Linked DNA regions of Mus musculus: all the other regions are linked to region 1. The links are chromatin loops, found by intact Hi-C in ENCODE. Cell type or tissue: heart. All regions are shown on one strand.

Region 1 (8,000 bases):
AGGTTAGTTAACTTCTCACAAGGGTTAGTTAACAGTTACACAAAATGTTTTCTCAAATATGCAACAGTATCAAATCTGAGGGTGGTAGCTAAATGGTAACTTCAGCAAAAAAAAAAAAAGGGGGGGGGGGGAGAAAGGAGCAAAACCCAATCAGATCTTTCAATTCTTCTATGAAGAGTTCTTTTTTTGATTTATTTATTTATTATATATGTAAGTACACTGTAGCTGTCTTCAGACACACCAGAAGAGGGAGTCAGATCTCATTACGGATGGTTGTGAGCCACCATGTGGTTGCTGGGATTTGAACTCAGGACCTTCGGAAGAGCAGTCGGGTGCTCTTACCTGCTGAGCCATCTCTCCAGCCCCCTTATGAAGAGTTCTTGTAAGACTCTTTTGGGTGATTATGATCAAATTTTATTAACATCAAAATTCACTTTAGGGCCAGATGGGGTGTCACACCTTTAATCCCAACACTTGGAAGTCAGAGGCAGGTGAATCTCTGAGTTTGAGTCTATACACAAAGCTGTTCACAAATATGCACAATGACATTATTCATGAGAACTAAAAATAACTATGAATAACCAACTTCCACCAACTGATAGGTAAATGCATAAACAAACTACGGTTTTCTACATGATGGAATTACCATTTGGCCACAAAACATCACAGAATGCTAATACATGTTACACAAACTTTGGAAGAAAAAAAACCATGCCAAGTGAAAACACCAGAAGTAAAACAGCCATATATTATCCATTCCTTCAGCTAAAATACCCAGAGCAGAAAAAGCACACAAAGTGATTAGTGATTGCCATGGTCAAAGAGGGAAGTGAGAATGACTGATAAAAAAGTCATGGGATTTCATGAAAATACTCCATCTGACAGTTGCAACTGTTACACAACTTTGTAGACATAATAATGATTCTCTAGGAGTGGCACTTTTTTTTTTAAATCACTGTTTAATTATTTGTGTGTGAGTTTCTATATGTATGTGTGCACGCATGCACAGAGTGGTGTGAAGGTCAGAAAACAGCTTGCAGGAGTCAATCCTGTCCTTCCATCATTCCACTCTAGGGACAAATTCCAGTAGTCAGGCTTGGCAGCAAAGGCCTTAATCTGCTGGGCCATCTTGAAGGCATTCACGAATTCAAACCTAGCCTAGGCTTTATGCGACCTTGTCTCACAAAACACCCACCAACTTAAGAAAGCTAATTCTGATGTCAGAGCTCTCAAATAGTATTATATACTGTGATGTTATCTTAAAGATGTTAAGACTATTATATCTTAATATTTTATTTAATTCCTCAGGGATTTGACCAACTAGACAGAAACTGGACCAAACAGATACAGAAAAATAAATTGAGGCTTTGCCAAAATTAATGTTTGGATTTTGGTTCTACCCAACATAATTGAGGGGTATTTTCTTTTCATGAATGAATTAATTAGAAACACATTATCAAAGGCTAGCAATTATGTTTACAAATAGTGGCTTATGAAAAATGCTTGCAATTTATTAAGTAAAAAGGGAACACAAACAATTTTAGAGGAATAAAGCTTTCTAAAATGTGGAGAATAAATGTGACAAGTAGGGACAGGAGCAAGCAGGTCCGGGGCAAAAGGGAGAAAGGGAAGGGGGGAAAAATTTGTAAAAAAAAAAAAAAAAAATTTGTGACAAGTAAGTACTGAAGAGATGCTCACTGGTAAGCATCCTAGAGGAGACTGGAGTTCAATGCCCACATAAATTATGTAATAATGGTGAAAGGTTGAATTACAAGTTATGATCACTTTTTTTCATGTCTAAATTGAACTTAAAAACAAACCAAAAAAAAAAAAAATAAAAAAATAAAAAATCAGAGCCGGGCAGTGGTGGCGCATGCCTTTAATCCCAGCACTTGAGAGGCAGTGGCAGGCGGATTTCTGAGTTCCAGGAGAGGCCAGCCTGGTCTACAGAGTGAGTTCCAGGACAGTCAGGGAAACCCTGTCTCCAGAAACAAACAAACAAACAATCAGAACCCAGAATTACCTAATAAAATGATATATAAAATAGAACATCTATCACTCTAACTTAAAGCCTCACGTATTAGTACAATTTTATTACTTATTAATATATTTTTAAATGAGCAAATGGAGGCTCCGTCCCAGTACTCAGGAGGTAGGACAGAAATTGAAGGCCATCCTTAGCTACATAGTGGCCAGCCTGGGCTACGTAATTACATGAGACCCTGTCTCAAAGAACTTGCAAGATGGCTCAGTAAGTAGAGACATTTTATCCCCAGAAGCATTCTCACCAAGTCCAAAGAAAATAGATTAAAATTAGCAATTCCTCTACAAATATATTAGTAATTTCAGAAAAAAATTAAATACTCATTTGCCAAAAGTACACCTTTTCATAGACAGACATACATACAGACAGATATACAGACAGACCTAGCTTACAATTCAGAGCTACTGCTCTCTAACTCTGGCTACCTGAGTACTCTAAGACAAAAGCAGGTGGTCCTCGAGTTTAAATGTAATATTATTCAAACAAGTAAGCTTTCCTTATAAATACCTAGTGCATCATTTCTGTTGGTCAATTGCCTCTAAGACGTTACATTCAATACATTGTATTGGCTATGTATTTGTTGTGTCTGAAGCACAGTGTCCCCCTGTCCCAGCCTTCTCAGTGCTTCATTATGGGCACTGACCATCATGCTAGCCCTGGCTAGGCTTTTTTTTTTTTTAATTATGGTTAACTATTAGCCATATCTTCCAACATCTCAAATTAACCTTGGGGGATTAGCTAGTACATAAATTAAGTTTTCATTTCCACAGTAGTTAGGCAAACCAGACACACTGGCTAACTGTCTTTTTTTTTTTTTAAGATTTATTTATTTATTATGTATACAGTGTTCTGCTTGCATGTATGCCTACAAGCCATTAGAGGGCTCCAGATCTCATTATAGATGGTTATGAACCACCATGTGGTTGCTGGGAATTGAACTCAGGACCTCTGAAAGAGCCTCTAAGCTCTTCACCTTTGAGCCATCTCTACAGCCTTAATTATTGTTTCTTTATACACTTCTAAACAGTAATCTAGGGCTGGAGAGATGGCTTAGGGGTTAAGAGCACTGACTGCTCTTCTGAAGGACCTGAGTTCAAATCCCAGAAACCACATGTTGGCTCACAACCATCCGTAATGAGATCTGATGCCCTCTTCTGGTGTGTCTGAAGAGAGTTACAGTGTACTTACATACAATAATAAATAAATCTAAAAAAAACAAAACAAAACAGTAATCTAGGAGCACAGATGTAGTTCAATGGTTATGTAGAGACCCTGATTTTGATCCCCAGAACTCCCCCACCACCACCAAAAAAAAGAAGAGCCTATTTATGAAAGAGAAGAAAACAAAACAAACCGATCATTTAGGGTGAGGCTAGGCTAGAGTACATGAACAAGGTTCCAGTCTCAAAACCATACCACAAAGTAAACACATACACACACACAGAAGCAGAGCACATGTGCACACATTTATATAGAACAATTCATTAACTAGAATTCCCAATACTCAAATGGGAAAAGTTATCATAAAAGTGATTATTAATGACAAAGTCAATCACTCATAAAGCCACAAAGACAAAAACCAAAACTCAAAACGTAGGAATTACCAGACTTCCAAACTACTGTGTTCCCAGTTCACACACAGAACCGACATTTATACTTCCTCTGACGAGTTACCATGAAAGGTGACTCTATGACTAGACTGCTTTTAAACAAGGAAAACAGTATTTCTACATTACAGTATAAAGTAAGAACAGCAAAGCGAGGGCATTCATCCCATGGCTGCCTTTCAGTTCTCAATCTGCTGGTTTACTACCTTTGCTCTTTCAAACTAATTTTATCTAGCTGGGTCGGATAATAATAAAATTAGAAAGTCAACTTTTAGAAATCATTTTTTTAAGCCAGATAGTTCTAAAGAACCTTAATTAAGCTATTAAAAAAAAAAACACTGTTTAAGAACTGCTTCTCAGTAACAGGTTTTATTGCCCAGCAGAGACCATTTAATTGGGCACAAGCATGACAAGTGTACACCTGTAATCCCAGCACTTGGCAGGCAGAGGGAGGTGGCTATCTATGAGTTTAAGATCCATCTGGTCTACAGAGCTACACAGTGAGTTCCAGGACAGCCAGGGCTATATAGAGAGACCCTGATGTCATTTTAAAACAAAAAGAATAGCAAACCTGAGTGAGTAAATACTTAAATAAAAAGAGTAAACCCAAACCGTGACTTCCACCCCTTCCGTAATCTCAGCTAGCTAAATGCTTGTCTACTTCCATTCTCTTTCAATCAGGATGGACAGGAGAGTTTCTCAAACATAGTACAGTGCTTAAACCATCATTTCACGCTTCTCCCTCCATCCCTTTAGCCATCACAAGACTCTGACAATGACAGTAACATCGACAATAAATTCTTTATTTTTCAGTAACACAATCCTGTACTGGATAATCTCTAAGAAACCCATTTATCACAGTGCAAAGTCCTCCCTTTGACTTCAGCCTTTTTCATACTGCCAATTTCTAACCAATTAAAGCTTAAATAACAGTCTGCCCTCCTAAAATAATTGTCCTTTTCATAAAGAGTATCTGCAAAACTATGAAAGAAAACATTTTCACTTAGCTTTGTGAATGGATCTCGCACAATTGTTTTTATGAATTGTAAAGAAGCTGAACAAACTAACAATAGCCAATTTGTACAGCCACGCTCTGCAGCACTACGGAAACTGAAGCGCTCCATAGGAGTGGGTGCTCAAAATAACCCTTTGCTCCTCACACTCAACAAGCGTCAACATTCAGTGTTCTCGGGGCTTTTTAAAAGGCGTCATTCAGGTCCTTGCAACTCAGCTGTGAGGTAGACTGCTGTACTAAGGAGAGGCCACTTTACAATGCCCAAGCGAAAGGCCTCCGCTGGGCAATAAAACCTGTCACAGCGAGGCAGCTTTTTAAACAAACGATTTTTTTTTTTTTTTGTAGCTCAATTGAGGTGCTTTACAACTATCCGTTTAAAAAAAAAAAAGATTTCGTCTCTAAAAGCTTTTGGATTTTATTATTATCCAGGCCAAATGGATAAGATTCGTATGAAAGAGCAAAGATAGCAAACCAAACAGGTTTAGAACTGAAAGACAGCCATGGGATAACTTTCATTTTCACAGAATAGGCTTCATAATCACGAGAAAAGAAAGTCGAATCCAGAGCAAGGCAAAGTTAAGCAAAGTGAGCTCAGAAGTCTCCGGACTTTTTTTCCGAATCTTGGGTAGCACCAAGTGTGACTTCGCCACAGTGGGCCTGGTCACTTCCTGCCCCAGGCGGCTCCTGGCCCGGGCCACATACCGATGGTTGTGTGCACAGGGCGTACACGACCAAGAAAGGGGGAGGAGGAGGAAGGCTGGAATAGGCCAGCTTCACTCTCGACCGCTGCCCACCGCCAGGGAAGTGAGGTGGAAGGAAGATTGCACCCTGAGAACGGCACCTTTAGAATGAGCTCCGCCAGTGTGAGCTAACCCTACATCTATCTCCGCTCAATCTCCCCAGGCTCTCAATTACAGCAGGAAGAGAAAGGCACGTAAAGCCAGGAGCGAGGAAATCTGGCCCAACTCTCTGGCTCAGCCTCTGTGGGAAACAAACCCCTCGCCCCTCGCCCCCATTGTTCCCCGAACGATGCTTCTTGATCGCCCTCCCCCACCGCAGCCGGAGAAGGCTGGGCGCCGGGCCACCGGCTGGCGAAGACACATGGCCTTCCCCGGCCCCGGTCCCTCACTCACCCATCAAAATGCGCATCTGCTTCTTGCCGAACAGGCGCGAGAAGAGAGAGGAGATGGTGAGGCCCATAGCGGTGGTGGCACTTGACGGTCAAAAGGAGGGGGTCTGGTGCGCCCTCGGGCCTTCACGGTTCCGGCTCACAACCGAGTGGGCGGAGGAGAAAACGCTGAAGACCTGTCTCGCTGGCTGGAGTGTCGGCGAAGCCGCGGGACAGGACGTAGCGGGACCGGGACCTGCTAGGCGTCTGGTGCGGTGGCTCCGGCGCGGCGTTAAGTGTTCGGCTGTGCCACGTCACACGGCGGCCGCGGAGACTCAGGCGGCGGCCCGCCCGCTCCAACGCGGACAGAATCGCGTCAGCGCTGCCCCACCCCCCTGCGTTGCAGGCGCCGCCCGGGCCACCGCGCCTGCGCGCAATGGGCCTGAGCCCGCTACGCCGACGTGCGAACTACCGGACGTGGAGCCCAGCGAAGACGGTTGGCACAGGCAGACGGAAGGACAGGCGGGCTCCCATGAGTCCTTGCTGCATCTCGTCCAATGGGGTTCGAGGTGAGTGGCTTCCGCCCGGATGAATAGTAGTAGTCCAAGGTTCGGGTAGGCGAGATGTGCATTGTGGGCTGAGTGGTGACGTTCTTGCTGACCTCTGGGTGACTTCTTCACGGGAGCCTCGGTGGTTTCCCACTCCCACAAATGTAATCAAATCTTGCAAGCAACCAGTAAGTTTGTCACAATGAAGGAACGAAGATGGACCCTGTTTTAATAAAAAATTTCCAGGCTGGGTAGGGACATGCGATGAGACGGATTTCATGTGAAATATCCTTAGTAGCTCGCTGCTCACAGCAAGCAGGGATAGGAGATCCAAAGACAACCCGCACAACAAAGGAAAGTCTTTACTCGCATAGACTTAATTTTATTCATTTTTTGAAAAAAACTTATAGACATCTAAAGTATCCCTCTAAGGATAAAGGGGTCTCTGATTTTTGCAGTTGGGTGAAAGTATTAGTAATTAAAGCGTGGCTGGCCTTCACAAGGGCAGCATCTGATTCTAGCTTCTCCAGAGAGAATTAAAAACAGACCTGCTGGCAGAGTAAAGGTGGAAAACTCCTAGGCATGACGCCAAGAATCATCAGAATGCTATGACGGTTTTCCATCCGCTTCCAGTACTGAGGATGGAACCCAGGATTTCAAAGCTTGCTAAGAGCGTTCTACCACTGTGGACAGTTTTCCTTTTGAGATGACAAACTGCTCTCGAATTTGTGATCCTCCTACATCACCCTCCAGAATGGCCAGGTTTCTTGGCTTGTACCACCACACCCAGTAGAGTACTAATTTTTTGAGAGGTCAACTAAAGACTGCGTTTCTGAAACAGGAACCTTGTCTGTCCTATTCATTCCTATTATTCCCAGAATAATAATGAAGAATTTACTACCGTTTTACTGGTTACAAAATACGATGTAGGGGGGAAGCAAATTATCTAAGAATGTCACCTTATAACTATTGCTAAAGTTTACCGTTAGTAGCGCCCACAATCCTACCCTTCCTAGTTAGTGTTCACCAGCTCTTAAGTATTTTCTCTAGGAAGGTACTTTTTGTTTGAGCAGTTCTCTATTTCTTAGGTTCAATGTGTGATGTCTTCTGTTCAGAAATAAGGCTTCCTATTTAATGTTATTGGCAAGAGCCCACCGTTCCTCTTGTCTGAAAGCATTAAGGAAACAGAGAACTTGGCATACTGCAAATAATGACAGGGATATGACCTATAAACTATGGTATATCCACACTCTAGGATAATATGAGGAATTAAAATAAATCAGAACTATACACAGTATCCTAATAAAAATATCTCCAAAGTAGCTTTAGTGGAATGGAGGACAAATAGTAAATACAGTAAGGTGATATGAAAATAGATTTTTAGGGATATAGCTCAGTTAATGAAAGTCTTGTCATAAAAGCTTTGAGTTTATTCATTCCCCACAGATGGGAGGTGGTGACAGGATGATGAGAAGACCAAGGATATGCTCCACTGCAGAGTACAGGCTGCAGGGGCCAGCCTCAAGTACATGAGACTGACTCTAAAACAAAACACACGTTTCTGCCATCTGTGATAAGGCACATTTGTAATCCCAGCTCTTGTCAGATAGAAAGTGGAGGATCAGGAAGACAAGGTTATCAAAGCCTGAACTCTATGAGAACCCAGCAATAATACAGT
Region 2 (8,000 bases), 60 kb after region 1:
CAAAGAAAGCAATGTGTGGCTCAAACTCCTATGTGCTTAGTTTTGCTGTTGCTCCCTCTCTGAGGGCAGGTTGTCCTAGTGTAGCCTTGGCTGGCCTGGGAATCCCCTGTAGGCCAGGCTGGCCATGGCTGCCCTCTGCCTCTTCAGTGCTGGGTCTACAGGTCTGCAGCACCATACCCTGCACAGACAGGTCTCTCATTGGTACTCCACACTCTTTGGTAACTTAAAGAGGCTCTAGTTCTATATTTTGTTTTCTTTTGTTTGTTCTGTTTTGCTTTTTAAAGAACGCTAACATCCCTCCATGCCTTCAACTAGATATTCATTAGGATCTCATCTTTTGTCACATGACTCTCTAAGTGCTGACTCTGCATTTTTAAGAAACAAATACATAGCCCAGTGGTGGTGGTGTGATTGTACATGCCTTTTTTTTTTTTTTTTTTTTTTTGGTTTTTCGAGACAGGGTTTCTCTGTATAGCCCTGGTTGTCCTGGAACTTACTTTGTAGACCAGGCTGGCCTCGAACTCAGAAATCCGCCTGCCTCTGCCTCCTGAGTGCTGGGGTTAAAGGCGTGCGCCACCATTGCCTGGCTTGTACATGCCCTTACTTCCAGCACTAAGGAGACAGGAGGTGAGCTCTGAGCTAGAGGCCAGCCTGCTCTACAAAGTGAGTTACAGGACAGCCAGGGCTACACAGAGAAACCCTGTCTTGAAAACAACAAAACAAAATGAAAAAAGGAGCAAATATATAGGCTCTGAGGCCTAGCAGAGAGCCCTGAGTCCTGATGCTGAGATGGGGAAAGCTGGGAGCCTCCAGAACTGTGTTGTCCTGTCTGTGTGACTGCTAGTTGGCAATCCTGCTTCTGAGCCTCCCTGGTTGTACTTTACAGACACAGGGCTGGAGCCACTATATATGTCACTCCCAACACAAATCTACCTTTCTAATTCCATGCTAACTGCTACTCCTGTACAGTTCCAACACAGGTGCAGCTTCAAAAAAATTACACACACACACATACATGGAGTGACCCTGTTTGAATGTTAACTGCCTGTCAGCCATAAGTGCTTAAGTCTTGGCCTTAGTGGAAAAGTACTAGCTTAGTTGAGTTTTCTGTGGGAAAAGTTGAGGCCTCTGTAGGAAAATACTACCCCCAGTTAAGAACAAATAGCTATAGATCTTGTGGACAGGTGCCTAGCAACCCGTTCTGTTCTGTTTCTCTTGCTGAATTTTTTACCTAGCCAATATCCTGCTTTTGGGAACAGGTGCGTTTCCCCAGAAACAAAGCAATTCTGCGTCATCCCCCTCCCCATATCCTGCTTCTATGGGTATACAACCTGCCCATTTTCCAAGAGAGTTCAAACTCTTCTTCTTCTTTTTGAAAGTTCAGGAAAAAAAAAAAAAAAAAAGCTAAGAACTACTTCGTAAAGATACTGCTATGAAATGGCAATTATGGAAAAATAAAATTTGTCAGCTTGATCAGAATTTTTTGACTTGCTGTCCGTTCTCTGTGTTTCCTGTTCCCCTTCTCTCCACAGGTGGTTTCTCAGACCCTGTTCAACTGTGCTGCGGGTCAGGACATAAAAAAATATATATATACATATATATATATACACACACACACATATATATATACACATATACATATATATACATATAGAGAGAGAGAGTGCGCAAAATATAACTTCAACTGTTTTCATATATTTGTTCCTGCTTTATGTTCACTTAAAAAGGCAAAACACTGTGAGACAGAAGACAGATCTCTTGAGTTTGAAGCCAGCTTGGTTTACATATTGCCTTCTCTCAAGAATGAAAGCCAAGGGCCAGTGAGATGGCTCAGCTGTTTAGAGAAAAGAAATTTGCTGCTGCTAAGCCTTCAGGCCTGAGATGGTTCACAGGCCTCACAAGGTGAAAGGAGAGAACAGACTCCTATTCTGTCCCTTACTCTACTGTGTGCACAGTGGCATGCATGCATATGCACCCCACATAAAGATAAGCAAAACAAAATTGCTCTGTCCCAAACATGGTAGCACGTAACCACTAGCTAATCCCAGCACTAGGTGGTGGAGTGGTGAGGGGTGTAGCCTGAGACAGGTAAACTGCTGTGAGTTTAAGGCCAGCCTGGGCTACATGTACTCGAGGAGAGTGAGATCCAGTCTCAAAGCCAGATCATTGACATCTTACTGTGTTTACCATTCCTTAGCTCCGTTATGAAGGGACCTTCCTCTCTTCTCCTTACTTTAAGGCAGTGATCCTTAATCCAGACAGAGACGACGACAACACCTCCACGGATCAGTGCAAACAGCCTAGCTAGCAACACAAGTTTGTCCTACTCATTTTCCAAGAGAGTTCAAACTCTTCTTCTTTTGTTTTTGAAAGTTCAGGAAGAAAAAAAAAAAAAAAAAAAGCTAAGAACTACTTCGTAAAGATACTGCTCTGAAATGGCAATTATGGGAAATAAAATTTCATATATAACCTTTAGTGATTATTTTTCATCACCTCAACTCTGTCAAGATATGCCACTTATTTAAAAAAGAAAATACTCATGTTAAAAGCAATGTTCCAAACGATGAGATTACAAAAACCGATCAATGGGGCTAGAGAGATGGCTCACTGGGTAAGAACACTCGATGCTCTTCCAGAGGACGCAACTTCAGTGGCAGCTCTCAACCGTCTGCAACTCCTGTTCAGAGGCCCTGATGCCTCCTCTGACCTCCAGGAATGAGTGTGGAGCATGGACACACAGACAAGCAAAATAGCCACACACAAATAAATCTTTTTTTTTTTTAAAGGTGACCAAATATGACAGCTTCTGCTTACCGATTAAGTTTTATTTTGCTACACATAAAATTTCAGTTTATCATTAAATAACGAGCATAATATATTGTTTTGAGGGGCTGGAGAGATGGCTCAGCTGTTAAGAGCACTTGCTGCTCTTCCAGAGGATGTGAGTTCAGTTCCCAGCACCTACATGACCAGAAGGATTGCAGACTGAGTGGATCTAACCCCCTTTTCCAGCCTACACAAGCACAAGGTACAAATTCTCTTACATGCAGAGATGAAGGCAAAACATTCATACACATTATATAAATAAACAAATCTTTAAAAATAAATGTCTTCAATCTTTGGAGATTGTTATTCCTGTCTCAAATAAAATACAGAATCACTTTACATACTAACTCCCTCTATCAACAAACGTTTAATGAATACTGTATCAGGCAATAAATTTGATCCTATTGACTAAATAGATTAATTCTTAGATCCCCACCTTATTGTCTCAATTCATAAATGCAAATGAGAACATCCTTTTATGTGTATGTCCACTAACTTGTATGGTGCCTAGATCTTAATAAAAACTCAATATTTAAATGAACTATGTAACGATACAAAAGACAAAGATGCAGCAGTTTCTCGTTTGGAACAACCAGACCAACCAAATCAGAATAAGATTAGAATCTTTCACCGATGCCAAAAGAACAATAACAAAATACCAAAAACTTCGGGACATACACCTTTCTAATGCCTTTCTAGTAACTTTTCACTTGGATAAATAAGACAAATCTTTTATGCTAACAAACAACAACAAAAAAAAAAGATGCAAAGTGATGGCAAAAATGAGTGAGATTCAAAGGTCTTTTAGGTAAGATGTTATGATATCTAACAGATTTATAAGCCAACAATTTTTCCACTGACATTAGGTTTCTGGGAATTGTCACAGAATCAGTATTAAGAAACAGCAGGGGTCGGGAGAGGGGTGTGGGGACAGCTTGCCTAGTTTTCAGAAGGCCTTGAATTCTGTTTGCAATGCTAGGGAGAGACTTGGAGGGAATGGGAACCCAACGACATTTCACAGAGAAATGGGGAACAGAGAAAAGGGAGAGAATGCATGCTAAGCATTTTGACTTGGACTCAGTGGACCGATCTACGAGTTAGCGCAATTGACAATACAGTCAGTCAGCCCACATGATTGGACGTGCACGTTTGGCTACTGTAATTCACATATGTCAGGGGGTATTGTTCCTTTCTTGAAAGTTCCAAGCAAACATCCTGTCTGCTGTAGGCTTTTCTGGGTGCCACTACCCTCCAGTTATCGCTGGTTTTTTGTTTTGTTTTTTTAAAGAGGAACATCAACAAGTATTTAGGAGGGGCCTACAAAGAACTTTTCACCCCTAGCCGCAGCCCACGATCCTCCCACCGAAGGGTCGAGAAGCACCGCCCAGCTGAGCCGCGCAGGGGCTGCGAGCCACGCCCGGATGAGCAGCGGCCAGGACCCGGCCGCCCAAGGGTGGAGACACAGGGTGCGGCTCGGCCTCACCTCCACCGCCTGGCCCAGCTCCAGGTCGAAGCCCACCACACACACGCAGTGTAGCCAGGCCGAGAAGCCGTCCCAGCGCAGCAGGCCCCGGCGGCCATCGTCCTCCTCCTCGTCCTCCAGCGCGACTCCCGCCGCCGCAAGGGCCGCCGCCTCGCGCCCCTCAGCCCCGGCCTCGTCCAACGACCCGCGGGAACCGGGCCCAAAGACCGCCGGGCCCGGCAGAGCCATCCGCCACCCCCTAGGCGCTTGAGCCGCCTCCGCTGCGGACCGCGCCGCAGAGCGCGCAGGCCTCCGCGCACGCGCACCGAGTGCTGCCGCTGCCGCAGCCGCTCCGGACTCCCGGAATAGGGGCGCGGCCACGAGGCACGTGACCCTGGGAGCGGGGGGTTCAGTGGTTTCCCTACAAGCCGCGGCTATCTCTGCTGCTCGCTCAGACTGGCCTGCTGGTTTTACAGTTCTCTAAACTCAAACAGTGGCTCAGGAATCGTCATCTCAGATCCACAACAATACAGCAATGAATTATTCTTGGAACGACCCAGTTCATTATTAAAGTGTTACTAAAACATAGTGGTTAACAGTAGTTTAATTAAACTTTTACTCTGTGACAGTTGATATGCTAAGTTCAAATACACCTATTAACTCTTATTAAACATATCATTATGGTGAACACTATTGTTTGTTAAGTGTTGGGTAGGACTTTCTTTTCTTTTTTAGCTATGCCTTACATAGTCCCAACTGGCCTCTAGCTCATGGTACTCCTACCACAGCTACCCAAGATTCTGGGTTTAGTGGCATGGGCCACCACCTCTGGCTAATTTGTCTTCACAGATAAGGGAACTGAAGTTCGGAGAGGCTTCGTGACTAGCCCAGCAAGTATAAGAACTCTAAGGCAAGCCTGTGTTCACTCCTGCAGTCCCCTGATAGAGATGTGTACTTTAACTCTCCGAATACCCTCCCTACCAAGGCAGCTCCCATCTTTATTGGTCTGGCGGACTCTCTCAACTCTTACGCATATGCAGACTTTCTTGGAATCTCGGGTTGGTCAGTCACCTTTGGACCATGCTATCTGAACACTGGAGGAAGGGCCTGGTTTCAAGCTACCTTTGTTAAGAAGTCAAGACAGCTCTAGGCTGGGCACTCAAGAAACATCTGCCCTGGTGAATTGCTATTGATTATTGGCATAGCATGATACGACTAAGTAGGATTTTTTTTTCAGCACCTGCTAGGATTTATTCATCAAAAGTAATTAGAGCCGGGCGTGGTGGCACATGTCTTTAATCCCAGCACTCGGGAGGCAGAAGCAGGCAGATTTCTGAGTTCGAGGCCAGCCTGGTCTACAAAGTGAGTTCCAGGACAGCCAGGGCTATACAGAGAAACCCTGTCTCAAAAAACAAAACAAAACAAAAAAAAAAGTAATTAGAAAACGTGGTAATACCCAATAGGAAAGTGTGTAAAAGATGATAGATAACATACAATGGATTTATCAAAACCCATTCCCATGCCTTTCCACGGCCTCAAAAGGCAGTGATATTACTGTTTCTATTTTACATAGAACAAAGCTGGGGCTCCAACTGATGGCTCAGTGGTTAGGAGCGCTTGCTGCTCTTGCAAAGGACCAGGTTCAATTCTCAACACCCACATGGTGGTTTGTAACTCCAGTTCCAGGGGATCTAATGTCCTCTTCTCATCACCAAGAGCACCAGGAGTGTGTGTGGTGCACAGACATGAATGCAAGCAAACAACATTAAAACACATAAAAATTCTTGACCATCAAGAAATGATCCATCTCTTGATGGTCAAGTATTCTCAAACTTGAGTAGTAATGAATGCTGAAGACTTTCTTAAAGATGTATTTATCATTTTTCTTTTATATATATGAGTGTTTTGCCTATATGTATGTATGTATGCATATATGTGTATGTATGTATGTATGTATGTATGTATGTATGGGTACTGAAGTGGAGTTTGGTTTGCACAGAGGCCAGAAGAGGGTGCCAGATCCTCTGGAGTTAAAGATGGTTGTAAACTCCACGATGGTGCTGAGAACCAAACCTTACTTACTCTTCTACAAGATCAACAAGTGTTCTTAACTGCTGAGCCACCTATCTCTCTAGTCCCACCTGGAAAGTTTGGATAGCATAGAATTAACTGGGGACAACATTTAAATTAGAAACTGTCCTTGCCTAAAACAACCTGCCTGTGACAAAGAACCAGTACAGTTCAGAAAGAAAAACATAACCTGTATTCAAGTAAGGTTCTAAACCTACTGTTCAGAAAAAAACAGTACTGTTTAGTATTAGAAAGGACAGTGAGCTAGAAATGAAAAAATCTGGTATCCAGCTTTAGCTCCATATATTATCATGATAGACAAACAGCTCCTGGAACTATTTTCTGGATTGGTGAAAGGTAATTGCTAACCTGACTTATTGTCAAGAAGAGAAAAGTGTTCCCAATCCAGACACTTTACTATATGCTATTTTATTATTAATGATAAATAAACTTTAATGAGCAGCTGTTCCACAGTGCTGGACCCTTGGCCTGTGGATACAAATTACCATTCTTTGCAATACTATCTTTGTTGTTGTTGTTGTTGTTGTTTATTCGTTTGAGACAGGGCTTCTTGGTACAGTCCTGGCTGTTCTGGAACAAGCTCTGTAGATCAGGCTGTCCTTGAACTCAGAGATCTGCCTCCAGACTGCTGGGATTAAAGCCATGATCTACCACTCCTGGCTGACATACTACCTTATATAATCTTTGGTTAAGCAGAAAGAAATGGTAACCTTTGTAGAGTTTGTCATTAGAGCCTTTAAATCTGAAAGGATCTTGAGCAAGGTCGTTTCTCCACACTTTCCATCCTATATGTGAATATTCTGGTGCTGGCTCAGCCAATCCCACACATGCAGTGGCTCTTAAGCATAAGAACTGCTCTTTTCTGCGTGTTCATGAGGGCTAGGAAAGCCTTCCTCTTGTGGAGTCCAGCTTTTAGAGACGATAGCCCATGGATTGTTTCAAAAGAGCCATCCTACATCCTCATGTCTAGCTTCCTGGGTAAACTACCCCAAATTTGTCCGTCTTTCTTCAAAGGATTCTAGCAGTTAATCATGGAGTCACCCAACCTGGGTAAACTTGGAGTTGTTGAATCAGTTTTAAGACATAGAAGGAAGCACCATTCTCTAGGTGTGAGCTAGCCCCAGCAAAGTGAACCTTTGGACTCTTCCCTTTCTTACACTGGCCAGTAGCCTTCTGTTAATGCCACTTCAGATCATATTTGCTTGGCTTGGCAGCCAGGTCACAGCCCTGGCTCAGGTTATGCATCCTGTCCTCTGAAGCCCTAGGTGGTAGGCTTCTCGTTGTTGTTTTTCCCATGTGAGAGGCACTTAAGACAGGGTCGGCTGCTTGAGCCAAAAAACCCTAACTGAATGCCTGGCTTTGCTGCTCTTCCAGTATTACCAAGAACACTGAGCACAAGATTAAAATCATTCCAGACTTCCCTACTCACCCCTAACCAAACTCCTGGTATTTAAGCAATTTTTATAGCTTTAACAACAACAAAAGTGTGAACATGAGACAGGGTGTGAGTTGCAATGTCGTATTTTGGAGCTTAATTTTTACCAAAAGAACCTGAAGGAAGACTAAATGCCCTATGCATTCACTTACCTGGGTGACCAGTAGATTTCCTTCTTGCTTTTCA
Region 3 (8,000 bases), 100 kb after region 1:
TTTCTTTCTTTCTTTCTTTCTTTCTTTCTTTCTTTTTGTTTTTTTTTTTTTGATACAGGGTTTCTCTGTGTAGCCCTGGCTGGCCTCAAACTCAGAAATCCGCCTGCCTCTGCCTCTCAAGTGCTGGGATTAAAGGCATGCACAACCACTCCCGGCTGCCATTCCAGTTTCTTAAAACATGGTGTGTTTTTAACTCAATTAAAAATTTGTATGGATACCAAGTCATGGAAAGGAACACCCACATGGCCTACAATTCAAAATATCTCATGTATGAGAGTTCTTAATTTAAGCCTTTTCTGTTCCTGCCAAATAACCGTGGGTGAGGAGCGCCTTCAATGCATTTGGCATTTTCAGGGCTGTGTGTAGTAGGGTAAGATTCTTTACTCTGGCAGGTTATAGCAATTCTAAGCTTTTCTTGCTAGAAAGCTCTTCTATTTGTTTAACATTAATTCTGGGAGATAGTATAGTATTACTGAACATAAAGAGACATTTCTTTTTGCGCTTACATTTATGACTAAGATCTCTATATACAAACTAGAGATAAAACATCCTGCTCTTGGCTGTAGTGGAAGACTGGGAAAATTCCATTAGTAACAGTAATAAAACAACATTTTCAGAGAACCTACTGTTTTCCAGGCATTATGGTTGGTACTTTTTCTTGAATTATCTTATAAAAGATTCTGGGAAATATTATATACATTTTTTCCAAATGAGAAAACAGACTTAGAAGCTGAATAATTTACGATTGTGTTGGTAAATGGCTAAAATGTTTGATTCTGTAACTTTTTAAAAAATTATTTTACTTTGACCTTCTAGAAGGAAAACGAAAATGTTCTGAAATCTAATGTGCTGGGTACAAGTTCTCTGACTTCTGGCTTTTTCCTGTTCATTCTCGCCCCTTATTCTCCAGAAACACAGACCCCCTTCTAATTCCTCAAAGTCTTGTCTTCTCAAATCTCTAGCTGTAACTTGAATTTTTTTCTAATTCTATTTTTAATGATGGTTCTTAAACTCTTTAACTTCCCTTGTAGCCCACCACCCACCGGAGGTAGTGGAAAAGAAAAGACATAGGGGAAGTGAATCTATTTAGAAAGGTTCTTTGGAGCAACTCCTGTCTGTGTTGTCTGGAAATCGGCAGTTCATTTTACAGGTTAGCAGTGGCAGCTCAATCCACTTGCAAACATCTCAGGGATACACCGGCAGTCCAGTTAGCTACAGTTGGGTTAGCAACAGTGGTGGTATGACCTAGCAGAGACAGCTGGCCTCAGCCTTGGCTTGAGTCAGAAGGAGGGACCAACAGGATCACCAGGAGTTCTCGGCTGTGCCTCTCTCAGGGAAACAAAGATCAGTGAAGACACGAGACCCAGAAGCATTGCATAGTTAGCTGTACCAGAAAGCCAAGCTCTGTCTCTGTCACTCTGTGGAGTCCTATTTATACCCTCCAAACATCACTTGTCCTCCATGTGCCTTGCCTCAGCACCTGCATCCAGTTAACCTGAGTCCCCGGTAGCAGCAACAAACTGCAACACACCACCAGAAGGTTTTTTTGGTGTGTTTCCCTCTATGGAGTTGAGACAAATGGAGCTCAACTATACAATGGAAGGCGGACCAATACATGTGTGTTGTTAGCAAAGAATCGTTCATCACGTGCTTGCTTTAGCAGAACATCCACTCTCCCATGTCTGCTTCAGTGAAACATTCCTTCCTGAGTCTGCCTTAGCCTTTCACCTGTGTCCACTTCAGCTAAATGTTTCTTCAATGTGTTTGCTCCAGCAAAACACCATTTAATTGCCTTTCCAAAGAATCTTTAAGTTTCCACTTCATCTAGCCCTTTGCTCAGGATATTGTTTTGGCTTTTCTATGTCTGCCCCAATTCCTGAATCATGACACAGGGCTTGTTTTTATTTTCAATGCTTATGGCATTAGCTTAGGCTTGCTTCCCAAATACCTCTTAACTTATATTTACATGTGTATTCTGATCTAAGTTCTGCCACATAGTTGGTTACCTCTCCTCAGTTTCATATGTCTGACTTCCTCCTACATATTGGTGGCACATCTTCCTGAGCCTGAGTCTTTCCCAGAGTTCCTCTCTCTTTGCCAGGTATCCTGCCTTCCTATTCTTTTCTCTCCTGCTATATAGGCCATTCAGCTCTTCATTGACAGGTGATGCTTTTACATAGTGCACAAAGTGCACAAGAGATTATCCCTACAATCTCATTAGTACCAGATTAACTGACTTATTACAACATTTTGGTTTTATCTCTCTCTCTCTCTCTCTCTCTCTCTCTCTCTCTCTCCTCTTTTAGTTTTTTTTGAGATAGGGTTTCTCTGTATAGCCCTGGCTGTCCTGGAACTCACTCTGTAGACCAGGCTGGCCTTGAACTCAGAAATCTGCCTGCCTCTGCCTCCCAAATGCTGGGATTAGAGAGAGGCGTGTGCCACCACTGCCCGGTGGTTTTAATTTTCTATTTGTGCTACTAGGGTGCACCTAAGGCCATGCAAATGCCAGGTCACCATGCTGCTCCAGTTTACATTGTTCTTCTGTACTCTCAATACTTTTGAGTTATTCCAAATACTGCAAGGATCTTATTGTGTCTCCATCTAAACTGTAAGAAACTTTAGGGATTCATTTTTTCCACTCTCTTCTTCACTTTTGAAATTCCAGGTCATTTTACAGTTTCTCTCTCCTAGTGGGTAGTCAATTAAATGTTTGTTGAATGAACAAAAAAATGCATAAATAACTTTAAAATTCGTGCACACACCTCATTAGAGACAGGCATGCTCTACCACACCTGGTCTGTTTTATTGTTTTAAGGCTAAAAGTTATCAGAAGCAAAACATTTTCATCTTCTAATAATAAAACTCTTCAGTATATCTTTATTCTCTAGGTCAAAATGCCTGGGATACTGTAGTTATTCAATGTATTTGTTGAAATGATGAAGAACTGTAAAAACGTGTGAAAGGTCAGGTCTTGGACATTCATATTACCATGAATTTAAGCTTCAAGCATGAGCCCACGCATGCACACATACTCTAGCGTGACTTCATTTTTTATTTTTTAAAGATCTATTTATTTATTATCTGTAAGTACACTGTAGCTGTCTGCAGACACTCCAGAAGAGGGTGTCAGATTTTGTTATGGAGGGTTGCTGGAATTTGAATTCAGGACCTTCGGGAGAGTAGTTGGTGCTCTTAACTGCTGAGCTATCTCACCAGCCCCCCTAGTGTGACTTTATAATACATTACTTATTGTGTCCAAATTCACTTTGTGCTGCCCCTACTTTATCCTCTAATAACAAGCATGGTATTTTCATTCAGGCATTGAATATTTACTTAGCCTTTGTGCCAGGCACATGAGTGTATTCCTTTAAAAGCTTCATTTCACTACTTAATGTCCCTCTTCCTGGCAATTTAGAAAAACCATTCAACAAATACTGTATTTATTATAGTCCTTCAACCTTTCTTCATTCAGTTTTTGTGACTTCTCCTTGGAGGATGTCCCTGCCTCCCTCCCTTTAGAAGAGCTCTGAATATATCAGAGTCTTTGCCTTATTTTGTTCCTTCAGTTTCAAACCCACTACACTGGTTCTATAACCAGAGGGCAGAGACTAAGGCTGTGCTCATCTGTGTCACTTAGACACAGCATAGCATTACAGAAGCAATGAAATGAATACTGTTAATGTGGTTTGACACCACAAAGCCTCTCTGCAAGGGGGTTGTGTCTTGTCATTATGTTATAGAAGAGAAAAAGTATCCTAAAGAAGTTTAAAGCCATGTCCAACGTTTCTCAGGGAAGTCTGTGGTCACAGGAATCTCAAGAATGAAGTCAACACTGATTTGAAGAGATTAAGATTCTCTACAGTCTTTCCTAAGGTTTTCTTTCAGCTCGAGCCACGGTTTTTTCTTCTTTGGAACAATGACTCCATACATACTGGTCTTTCTCCTCGCAATTCCCAGGCTTAACACAGACTTCAGGATTGTTGGTTGGGTTATTCTCTGTATTTTCCTATTAGTAACTTTCGACCTTGACCCCTCTTTGGAAACGTGTTTTAAAACTTTCTGGTCTCAAGTAGGGTGTGGTGGCGCACACCTTTAATCCCAACACGCTGGAGGCAGTGGCAGGTAGATTTCTGAGTTGTAGGCCAGCTTGATCTACTTAAAGGGCTCCTGGACAGCCAGAGAAACCCTGTCACTAACCCTACCATTACCCCAACAAAATCCTCCCCCACTCCAAAAAACCCCCCACAACTTTCTGTTCTCCACGTTAGAACCCACGAAGGAGTTCTGAGAAACATAGTCGCATCAGTGAAAAGGACAGGAATTTGGGATGGAATTCATAAAGCCCGGTGAATTAGCAGAGGGAGGAAAGTCCTTCAGGTGTCATTAAGTCTAGGGACTTGTGGAATTTGGTCATCTGTAGAGCAGTGGTGAGTGACTCAGTTGCCCACAGCTACGATGACTGCTAATGAGTATGTCCTTTGCATGGAATTATTCTCCGCACGTGTTAGTATTTTCAGTGAGAACTGTAGTAAACACACTTAGTACACGTAGGTACTTGTAGGTACTTTCTTATTCATATGTTGCCGCTGTGTGTGCTTTTGAAACATTCAACCCCTCAAAGTTTCTCTTGCCCTTAACCAAAATGGCCCTTAAGGTTGTCTGGAGCTTTGAAGCTTCTGGCCCTTAACAAAGATGGCGCCAGGGGTCATGTTAAAAATAAGCTTGCCTTCTTCCCTGCCAGTGACAAACATGGCTTCCACGGCGTCAATCACATGATACCCCCTATCTACGGCACGGGAGCCGGCGGAGGAGGGCCCTTGAAAAGGGTGCGCGTTCCCGTGGCGGTGCACCCGGTAGGTTTCAGTCAGAGTCACTATGGCGGCCAACGCTGGCAAGGTAAGCTGAGGCGGCGGCGGAGGTGGTGGCGGCGGTGGCGGCAAGGGAGGAAGGAGCCGACGTTCCGTCCTGGCTCCGGAATCCCGTAGCCTGAGCAAGGAGAGGTCGCCCGAGGTCGGAGGCAGCGGCCGGGGACTGGCGGGGGCTGGCTGAAGGGGGCGAGGGCTGAGGCGAGCGGGCGCCGGTCCCTGACTGCCGTTTGTTTTGGTGTCTCCCCGCCTAGGTCGGAAAGTTTCCTGCCTCGTCCGCCACCGCCTGAGCTTGCCGCACTGGCTGCGAGTGGAGGAGGCTGCGGCGGACCCAGCCCCGGCCTCCAGGCCTCTCCCTCCACCTCCGGGCCAGCCTCCCTCCCCCACCCCGTCGTCCTGCGGGAGCCGCCAGTCCCTGCGATGCGACCCTCGCGAGGACGCTCCTGAGGGGAGGTGGCCCATGTGCTGAGCAGCAGAGCCCGAGAGCTCCGAGAAACCAACTTCCCGCCGGCCCGCCCGTCGGCCCGCTCGCCCGCCCGGTCGCCCGAGCCTCCCCGGGGTAGCTCCTCGCTCTGTCCGCACCGGCCTGCAGAGCCGGGTCCCCGCCCTGGTCGCGGGGACACCCGTCAGGTGCCCGGGACTCGCGACCCAGACGCCGCCCGTGCCCCGGCAGCCCTCCCACGCCTCCAGCCCGGGATCGCAGCCTCGGCTCACGCTGGGCCGGGGACCCCTGCCACTCCCGGGCGGCCTCGGCGCAGCAGGGCAATGCAGCCCGGCCCGCTGGCCCTCTAGTCCTCCTCGTCCGTCCCCGCACCTCTTCTCAGCCCCGAGGCCCCGCGGTGGCTGCCCGGAGGTCCTCCGCGCCTCTTCCTTGAGCCCCGAAGGACCTTCCTGGCTGCGCGAGTCAACCCTCTTCATGCTGCAGTGCTGCACCGTTTCCGCTACCGAAGGGGACAAGCGGCCGGGATCTCAAACAAAACACAAGAACTGGTGTGTGACTCATCTGCTCGGATACCTCCTGTCCCCAAACTGTCTTCCAGGAGTTTTCTTGGCCGAAGCTGCCCAATGTTTGAGCCTTTTCTTCCTAGGGAAGATGGACTGAAAGCTGCTAGTTGGGGACTTTTTTTGGTCAAGGTGCCTCTGTATTTTAAAGGAGGTGATGGGGCTTGCGCTGGCTTGTCCTCCTGCCCAATTGAAGAGTTGTTGATGTTCACTGGTTATGCTTAGACAATGCGCAGTTTGTTTTAATTTAAAAATTTTGGGGGGTTAGGGGGTGTAGGCTTGAGAAGAGCATTCCGAACCTGGAGGAGCTCCTCATTGTCCCTGGTCCAGACACCCCCCAGCCTGTCCTCGATGCCGTCAGCCTTGGCCATCTTCACTTGCCGCCCGAACTCGCACCCGTTTCAGGAGCGTCATGTCTACCTGGACGAGCCCATCAAGATCGGCCGCTCGGTGGCACGCTGTCGACCAGCGCAGAATAATGCCACCTTTGATTGCAAAGTGCTGTCAAGGAACCATGCCCTCGTCTGGTTTGATCACAAGACGAGCAAGGTAATGTCGCTATAGTGTTTGACAGTCTTTCCTTTCCTTTCCTTTCCTTTCCTTTCCTTTCCTTTCCTTTCCTTTCCCTTCACCTTCTCTGAGAGGTGTAATGTATGCAACGATCTCAGGGTTTCTTCCCAGAGGACACTTTTCTGCGAGGCCTCGGAATCAGCTTTTTGTGTGTGTCTGAATTCTAGTGGAAATGGAATCGAAGTGGTTGAATGAAAAACAGAGAAGGTATTGTTACTAAATGTCTCGGCAGGGCGATGGCTTCTTGATAAACTTGGTCATTCCCAGTGAAATCCCAAACCCTAATTCGTTTAGGAAAGGTAGATAGTGAAACTTGACCTCTGACTTTCAGTCCTTTTAGAAGGGTGAATCTGCAGGTCGGTGCTTGATTAAGCAAGCAGTGGTTCCCAGAGCAATGCCGGAATTTGTGGCCTCTGTTACATCGAGGCTCAAGTGTCTATGGTGAAATGTAGTTAACACATGGCTTGTAGTTGAATTCAACTCAGGACCTTGTCTGGTAGGATAACTGGAGTGCAAAGTTACTGTTTGTAACGATTGATACTTACTTGCCCCGATGAAATAATTTGTAAATATTAAAGGCAATTTAATTAAGCTAGAGTAAGTAACTACATCTTTGGAGTTCTGTTTGCAAGTTGGATCAACAGAAATCTATTGCTCTTGAAAGTCACTTCTCAATTTCTTTGGTAGATAATGTGTAATTATATGATGATATGCAAAAATTAGTATTAATAAGTTAGCTTATTTTTAGATTATATCCAATATTGTCTAATACACACACACACACACACACACACACACACACACACACATATATTTTAAAGACAGGGACCAACTGGCCTGGAACTCACTCTGTAGATCAGGCTGGCCTCAAACTCAGAGATTTCCCTGCCTCTGCCTCCCAAGTGCTGGAATTAAAGCTCACCATGCTGGGCCTTGCTTTTAATTTTTAATCCAATTTACCTTGTTTATCTTGGCACTGTACTTTGCTAGTTACTTATTTTAAAATAAAAAGGATCTTTTTAGTTTTTCAAGAATTTGCACGAATGGAGAATATTTTAAAGAACTCTTCTTTGGGCCTAAACCTAAGGCTTTCGTTGAACTACTGAAATAATTCCAACTCAAACTAAGTTACATAAGACTAATAGGACTGTCTCCAGTTTTGTCTCTTGACTTTTCGCCCCCTCTTTCTGAGTGACATGAGTAAGTCTTTTTTTTTTTTTTTTTTTTTAAGAGAAGAATTTGTCTTCAAGAGTGGTGTTTTGAAATGAAAGAAACTTGAGCCTTTAGAGGAAGAAAGTAATGCTAGGGCAGCTACTGAATTAAGGAATTACTAAGTAAATGCTATCTAAAAAAAAAAAAAAGGAAGGAAAGATCCCCAAGTGCTGTGTGCTTGCATAGTGGTTATAACCTATTCTGTGTGTAGGATGAAAACTGAAAAGTGTGTTAACTTTTTCTGAGTTACACCAGAGGCTCTTTAACCCATAAGAGAGACACTTTTCTCTTCCCTGAAAGCTAACATTTGGATGATTCGTGGATGACCTGTGATTCTTTGTAAATGACTCT

What was found. A loop is a pair of places that touch in the nucleus more often than their neighbours do. Peaks named below come from ENCODE experiments on the same cell type or tissue, not always from the same donor. Only the 100,000 strongest peaks of a DNase experiment are listed, where the experiment ranks them.
Region 2: a loop joins it to region 1, with 2.5 times the contacts of the local background. A loop is called at or near these places in 6 of 42 quality-filtered maps.
Region 3: a loop joins it to region 1, with 5 times the contacts of the local background. A loop is called at or near these places in 14 of 42 quality-filtered maps.

The regions. Positions count from the first base shown.
Region 1 is chr14:26,636,286-26,644,285 of GRCm38, reverse strand. It overlaps Arf4 (ADP-ribosylation factor 4), which reads right to left and starts at 6,152. Exons shown (of 6, transcript NM_007479.4): 1 at 5,800-6,152. The coding sequence starts at 5,866. In heart, CTCF peaks have their summits at 1,048, 2,926 (motif pointing right) and 4,101; DNase peaks (open chromatin) are centred at 5,395, 6,275 and 6,905; H3K4me3 peaks cover 3,820 bases; H3K27ac peaks cover 2,936 bases.
Region 2 is chr14:26,576,172-26,584,171 of GRCm38, reverse strand. It overlaps Dennd6a (DENN/MADD domain containing 6A), which reads right to left and starts at 4,622. Exons shown (of 20, transcript NM_001134465.2): 1 at 4,310-4,622. The coding sequence starts at 4,537. In heart, no CTCF peak of the experiment used is centred here; DNase peaks (open chromatin) are centred at 4,231 and 4,661; H3K4me3 peaks cover 1,835 bases; H3K27ac peaks cover 1,595 bases.
Region 3 is chr14:26,531,744-26,539,743 of GRCm38, reverse strand. Slmap (sarcolemma associated protein) reads left to right here and starts at 5,120. Exons shown (of 23, transcript NM_001310445.1): 1 at 5,120-6,416. The coding sequence starts at 6,219. In heart, a CTCF peak has its summit at 4,833; DNase peaks (open chromatin) are centred at 4,763, 5,733 and 6,253; H3K4me3 peaks cover 3,406 bases; H3K27ac peaks cover 2,324 bases; H3K27me3 peaks cover 488 bases.